Linked DNA regions of Homo sapiens: region 2 is linked to region 1. A link is an interaction called in ENCODE POLR2A ChIA-PET data of the cell type or tissue named here. Cell type or tissue: Panc1. All regions are shown on one strand. Links, peaks and the distances in the headings refer to the core of each region. The heading gives the core; the rest is flanking DNA. Region 1 overlaps LOC124903508 (a long non-coding RNA gene). Region 2 overlaps LOC124903507 (a long non-coding RNA gene).

Region 1 (2,912 bases), core at 253-2,752:
AAATTAGCCAGGTGTGGTGGCGCATGATTGTAATCCCAGCTACTCGGGAGGCTGAGGCAGGAGAATTGCTTGAACCCAGGAGGAGGAGGTTGTGGTAAGCCAAGATTGCACCATTGCACTCCAGCCTGGGCAACAAGAGCAAAACTCCGTCTCAAAAAAAAAAAAAAAAAAAGAAAGAAAATAAAAAAGACAAGAAACATCGGGTTTCAATGGTGGGTTGGATGTGGCAGTTGAAGAAACAAATCAGGGATATGGCGTGGGTTTTTAAATTGAGCCCAAAATGGTGGTGCCATTTACTGAGATGATAAAGAAAGGAGGAAAACAGGCGTATATGGTACTGGGGAAGGAGATTAAAACCTCTGTTTTGGAGAAAGTGAATCTGACATGCCTATTGGCATCCATGTGGAAATCTCAGGAAGACAAATGGGGATATTGTTTGGTGTTCTGGGAAGAAGGGCAGGCTGGAGATAGAATATTGGGAATCATCATGTAGTTGATAATTGAGTCACCAAAGAAGGAAGGAAAGAGGGAGGGAGGGAGAGATGGAGGGAAGGAAGGAAGGAAAGAGGGAGGGAGGGAGGGAAGGAAGAGAGAGAGGATCAGTGAGAGGTCTAATGAGGAAGAGGTGTTAGCAAAGGAGGTTAACATGGAGCAGCCAGTAGACAGGAAGAAACGAGGGGAGTGTGAAGTCGTGGAAGTTAAGAGAGGATCAGCTGTATGAGAGGTTCAACAAAATGAGTGTCCGCTGCCCGGTGATGACAGTGCAAGGTGCCGTCCTGCTCTGGAAACTGGAAGACAGTAAAATAAATACCGTTTCCCGTTCAGCTCTTCTACAGACTGTCCTTGTAAGCTTCGGGCTGCGAAAGCGGGAGGGCAAAAAGCTTGGAGAGAAAGGGTCCTAAGGTGGAAGGGACGGGGCCTTTTGAGTAGTATCACATGAGATAATGCCAAAAATGCATTTTATAACCCCCTCTGTGCTAATGTCATTGTAGCTATTATTAATGAGCCAGGGACTGAACTGAGACCTCTCAATGACAGCGAGCAGATAAGACGTGTGGAAGGATATTCCGAGGAGGAAATTTCAAAATGAAGAAAACCCTTTCCTCTTGAGATCTTGCCTCCAAACCAGGCTTTGGGTTGGGCGAGATCCGAGAGCAGCGTTGCACCTCAATCCAGACTGACCTCACGGCGGCAGCAGGGAGCAGAGTGTCGGGCGGATGCCCAGAACCGCCCGAAGCCGAAGGGGAGGAAGTACAGCCCCAGGAGGTAGGGCTCCCTCTGGCCTCGCCTCCCTACGCCGCGGGCCAATCAGGATGCAGCTGGTAGGCCCACGGCGCGTGGAGCGGGGAGGAGCGAAGACCCGAGGACCTTTAATCCACCACCAGGCAGTGTCTAGTTACATGTTCGATACCTTTCCCTTCAGGGACTTTGTTGCTCAGACAAAATCCTGTGTGGGGAGTACAACCACTTTGAAGAAAGATCTCACAGTTTCATATGAAACTAAATATACAACTACTCTATGACCCAGAATTTCTCACCTAGGTATTTATTCAAAATAAATTAAAACATAAATCCAGGCCGGGCGCGGTGGCTCACGCCCGTAATCCTAGCACTTGGGGAGGCCGAGGTGGGTGGATCACTTGTAACGAGCTCGAGACCAGCCTGGGCGACATGGCGAAACCCCGTTTCTACTAAAAATACAAAAAAATAGCCGGGCGTGGTGGCAAGCGCCTGTAGTCCCAGCTACTCCGGAGGCTGAGGCACGAGAATGGCGTGAACCCGGGAGGCGAAGGTTGCAGTGGGCCGAGATCGCGCCACTGCACTCCAGCCTGGGCGACAGAGCAAGACTCCGTCTCAAATTAAAACATACATCCAGCCGGGCGCGGTGGCTCACGCCTGTAATTCCAACACTTTGGGAAGCAGAGGCGGGCGGATCACCCGAGGTAGGGAGTTCGAGGCCAGTCTGACCAAAACGGTGAAACCCCGTCTCTACTAAAAATACAAAAAATTAGCCGGGCGTGGTGGCACGTGCCTGTAGTCCCAGCTACTCGGGAGGCTGAGGCAGGTGAATCACTTGAACCTGGAAGGCAGAGGTTGCAGTGGGCCGAGATCACGCCACTGCACTCCAGCCTGGGCGAGAGAGCGAGACTCCGTCTCAAAAAAAAAAAAAAAAAAAAAAAAAGATGCTAGAACAAGCTAAACTAATCCATGGTTAAAAATAAAATCAGAACAGAGGTTGTCTAAGGACTGAGAGTGGGGATTGACTGAGAAGGGGCACAAAGGAAGTTTCTAGGTGATGATAATGTTCTTACAATTTCATGCAGTGGAGGAGACTGTCCCCTATCTGTGCTATCCAATGTAATAGCCACTAACCACATGTGGCAATTGAGCACTGGATTTGAGTTTCACTTAGTTTTAATTGATTTAAGTTTAAATTAAAATAGCCACATGTGGCTAGTGGCCACTGTATTGGACAGCACAGTTGTAAATCCTGATAGGGGTTTGGGCTACACAGGTATATTAATTTGCAAAGGTCTTCTAATGATACTCCTAAGACTTATGTGTTTCACTGTATGTGAAGTTTACATTAAACATGTAAACATGGTCCAGCATGGTGGCTCAAGCCTATAATCCTAGCACTTTGGGAGGCCAAGGTGGGCGGTTTGGTTAAGCTCATGAGTTTGAGACCAGCCTGGGCAGCATAGTGAGACCTTGTCTCTACAAAAAATACAAAAGTTAGCTGGGCATGGTGGTGTGTGCCTGTAATCCCAGCTACTTGGGAGGCTGAGGTGGGAGGTTGGCTTGAGCCCAGAAGGCAGAGGTTGCAGTGAGTGAAGATCTTGCCACTGCACTCCAGCCTGTGCAACAGAGCCAGACCCTCTCTCAAAAAAAAAAAAAAAAAAAAAAAAAAA
Region 2 (2,912 bases), core at 246-2,745, 120 kb after region 1:
CTCTGGAAGCTCGGCATGGCGGCCACTCTTCTGCCTTTCCGAGGTTGGCCTCTTCCCCGTTGTGCGGTAGCCAGCGTGTGACCTACTTCCTTCCGTCCTTCCTCACCCACACTCCCCACACTCCATTTGGATAGAGTTCCCAGTCTGAGGGGCTGAAGCCAGGCTTTGATGGGGATTTTGGCCAGCGGGAGCAGGTGGGAAGAAAGGGTGATATTTTCTGAAGTTTTTCTCCAGAGGTCAGGCAAGGCAAGTTGTGAGAACAGAGATGGGGTTGGCTCAAGGGCGCCAGGGCCCCGAGGTCTCATTCTTGCTTCTGGATGGGGCTGTCTCTGCCTTGGCAGACGAGTGGAAATGCTCACAGGCTAGAGGAACAGAAAAAAAAATCACTAGTCATGCCCAGCTTCCTGGAGCTGGGAAGTTGGTGGGAACCATTACTTTTGTTTTTCCTGTTGGTCTAAAATAATGTTTTGCCTGGGACCGGAACCCTACGCCCCAGGCAGGACTACCCCTCACTCACTTCCAGCTCTAGTGCTTTCAACTGCTTCACCTTCCGCCAGGCGCTTCCTGCCCTGTGAGCCAAGGGGCAGGGCTCCTCACAAGTCTTTTGCTGCCTCTAGAAGCCAGTTCCTCCCTCCGCCCCCAACCATGATCCTGACTCAAGGGTTGGTAGTGGGATCCAAGCTAGACCTTATGAGGTGGCTCAAGTGACCACTTGGAAAAGTCTTTATCGCGGAAAAGAACCCTAAGAGTCTACTCCCAACCTCAAATTTTAGCTGAGAAACAGAGGTACAAAGAGCACATGTGCCTTGCCAGGATCAGCAGCCAGGAAAAGGGGGAGAACCAGGACTCGCAGGTTTTCTGACTCTTTGGTGATGTCCTTAAGGAACACCGTGCAATGTTGAAAGGCAGCTTTGGGAGGGAGCAGAAGAAAAATGCCAGGCTCTTGACATCCTGATCTTGCTTGGGCCTCAGAGAACCTTTATTTTTAATTTCCTTTTTCAGGGCTTTGGGCTCTATTTTCACCTTGAAAAAGTGGCGTTGAATTGTCTTTGTTCTCAGCAGAGAGCTGACACCTGTTCTTCTCAGCGCCTCCTGCACTCGCGGGCTGAGCGGCCCACTTCTGCACTGATGCTGCTGTCTTCTCGTGCTTCTGCCTTGTTTCAGATATGTAAGTTACATCTCTCCAACTCTGCTGTAAGCTTTCATGCTTTAAATTTCTTCACTGAATTTTGCCATACACAAAAGTATTCACTGAGCACCTCATGTGGCCCAGGCTCTTCGCTTCTTACCCACCTGGAGCTTTCAGTCCAACACGAGTGTCACACAATGAACATGGAAGCAGCAGATGAATGCATTACAGATATGCCATGAGGGAATACACAGGGAACAGGGATGCTGCCAAGGGCTCTCTGAGGATGGGGAGCCAGCCCCGCCTCAGGAGGATCTGGGGAAGGGTGGTCCAGGTCAGGGAATAGTAAGAGGCTGGTCCTGTTTGAGGCCCTGAGAAGAAGCCAGGGTTGCTCCACCAAAGAGAGGAGCACAGGATGAGGCTGGAGGGGCAGGAGGGCTTAGATCCTCTAGGGCTTTTTTGTTTTGTTTTGTTTTTAGAGAGAGGGTCTCCCTCTGCTGCCCAGATGTCTCACTCTGCTACAGTACAGTGGTGCAGTCATACATAGCTCAGTTGCAGCCTCAAATTCCCGGGCTTATGTGATCCTCCCACCTCAGCCTCCTGGGAGTAGCTGGGACTACAGGAGTGTGCCACCATGCCTGGCTAATTATTAACTTTTTTTGTAGAGATAGGCTCTCCCTATGTTGCCCAGTCTGGTCTCAAACTCCTGGGCTCAAATGATCCTCCCACTTCAGCCTCCTGAATAGCTAGGACTACATGTATGCACCACAACACTTGGCCAGCTTTTTTTTTTTTTTTCCTGTCTTGAGACTGAGCCTCAGTCCGTTGCCCAGGCTGGAGTGCAGTGGCGCGATCGCAGCTCACTGCAACCTTCACCTCCTGGGTTCAAGAGAGTCTCCTGCCTCAGTCTCCCGAGTAGCTGGGACCACAGGTGTGCACCACCACGCCTGGCTAATGTTTGTATTTTTAGGAGAGGTGGAGGTCTCAAACTTCTGGCCTCAAGTGATCCGCCCACCTCAGCCTCCCAAAGTGCTGGGATTATAGGTGTGAGCCACTGCGGCTGGGCTAATTTTGTTTTTTGTAGAGACAAGTTCTCACTATGTTGCCCAGGCTAGTCTTGAACTCCTGGGCTCAAGTGATCCTCCTGCCTTGGCCTCCCAAAGTGTTAGGATTACAGAAGTAAGCTTCTGGGCTCAGCTCACATTTTTTAATACATTTTATTACATTTATATGTATGGTTTTTACCTACATGCCAACTTAGCACATCATATATATATATATATATATATACACACACACACACACACACACACACACACGTGTATATATATATATACGTGTATATATATACGTGTATATATATATACGTGTGTATATATATACGTGTATATATATACGTGTGTATATATATACGTGTACATATATACGTGTGTATATATATACGTGTGTATATATATACGTGTATATATATATATACGTGTGTATATATATACACATGTCTTGCTCTGTCACCGAGGCTGGAGTGCAGTGGTGTTGATCTCAGCTCACTGCAACCTCCATCTTCCAGGGTCAAGTGATTTTCCCACCTCAGCCTCTCAAGTAGCTGGGACTACAGGTACATGCCATCACGCCTGGCTAATTTTTGGTGGACTCAGGATTTCACCATGTTGGCCAGGCTAGTCTCAAACTCCTGGCCTCAAGTGATCCACCCGCCTTGGCCTCCCAAAGTGCTGAGATTACAGGCGTGAGCCACCACGTCCCGCCAATAAAATGTTTAGTTAAA

The links. Peaks named below come from ENCODE experiments on the same cell type or tissue, not always from the same donor. Only the 100,000 strongest peaks of a DNase experiment are listed, where the experiment ranks them.
Region 2: POLR2A ChIA-PET joins it to region 1 with 6 read pairs; 7 of 35 experiments call an interaction of 5 or more read pairs at or near these places.

The regions. Positions count from the first base shown.
Region 1 is chr15:64,834,217-64,837,128 of GRCh38, reverse strand. LOC124903508 (a long non-coding RNA gene) reads left to right here. Exons shown (of 4, transcript XR_007064682.1): 4 at 993-1,196. Among named protein-coding and RNA genes, the nearest start is that of PLEKHO2, 6.2 kb to the left of the region's middle. In Panc1, for the core only: a CTCF peak has its summit at 1,174; a DNase peak (open chromatin) is centred at 1,248; H3K4me3 peaks cover 1,030 bases; H3K27ac peaks cover 1,484 bases.
Region 2 is chr15:64,715,516-64,718,427 of GRCh38, reverse strand. It overlaps LOC124903507 (a long non-coding RNA gene), which reads right to left. Exons shown (of 3, transcript XR_007064679.1): 3 at 1-362. Among named protein-coding and RNA genes, the nearest start is that of OAZ2, 14 kb to the right of the region's middle. RefSeq lists an enhancer at 1-361. In Panc1, for the core only: no CTCF peak of the experiment used is centred there; no DNase peak of the experiment used is centred there.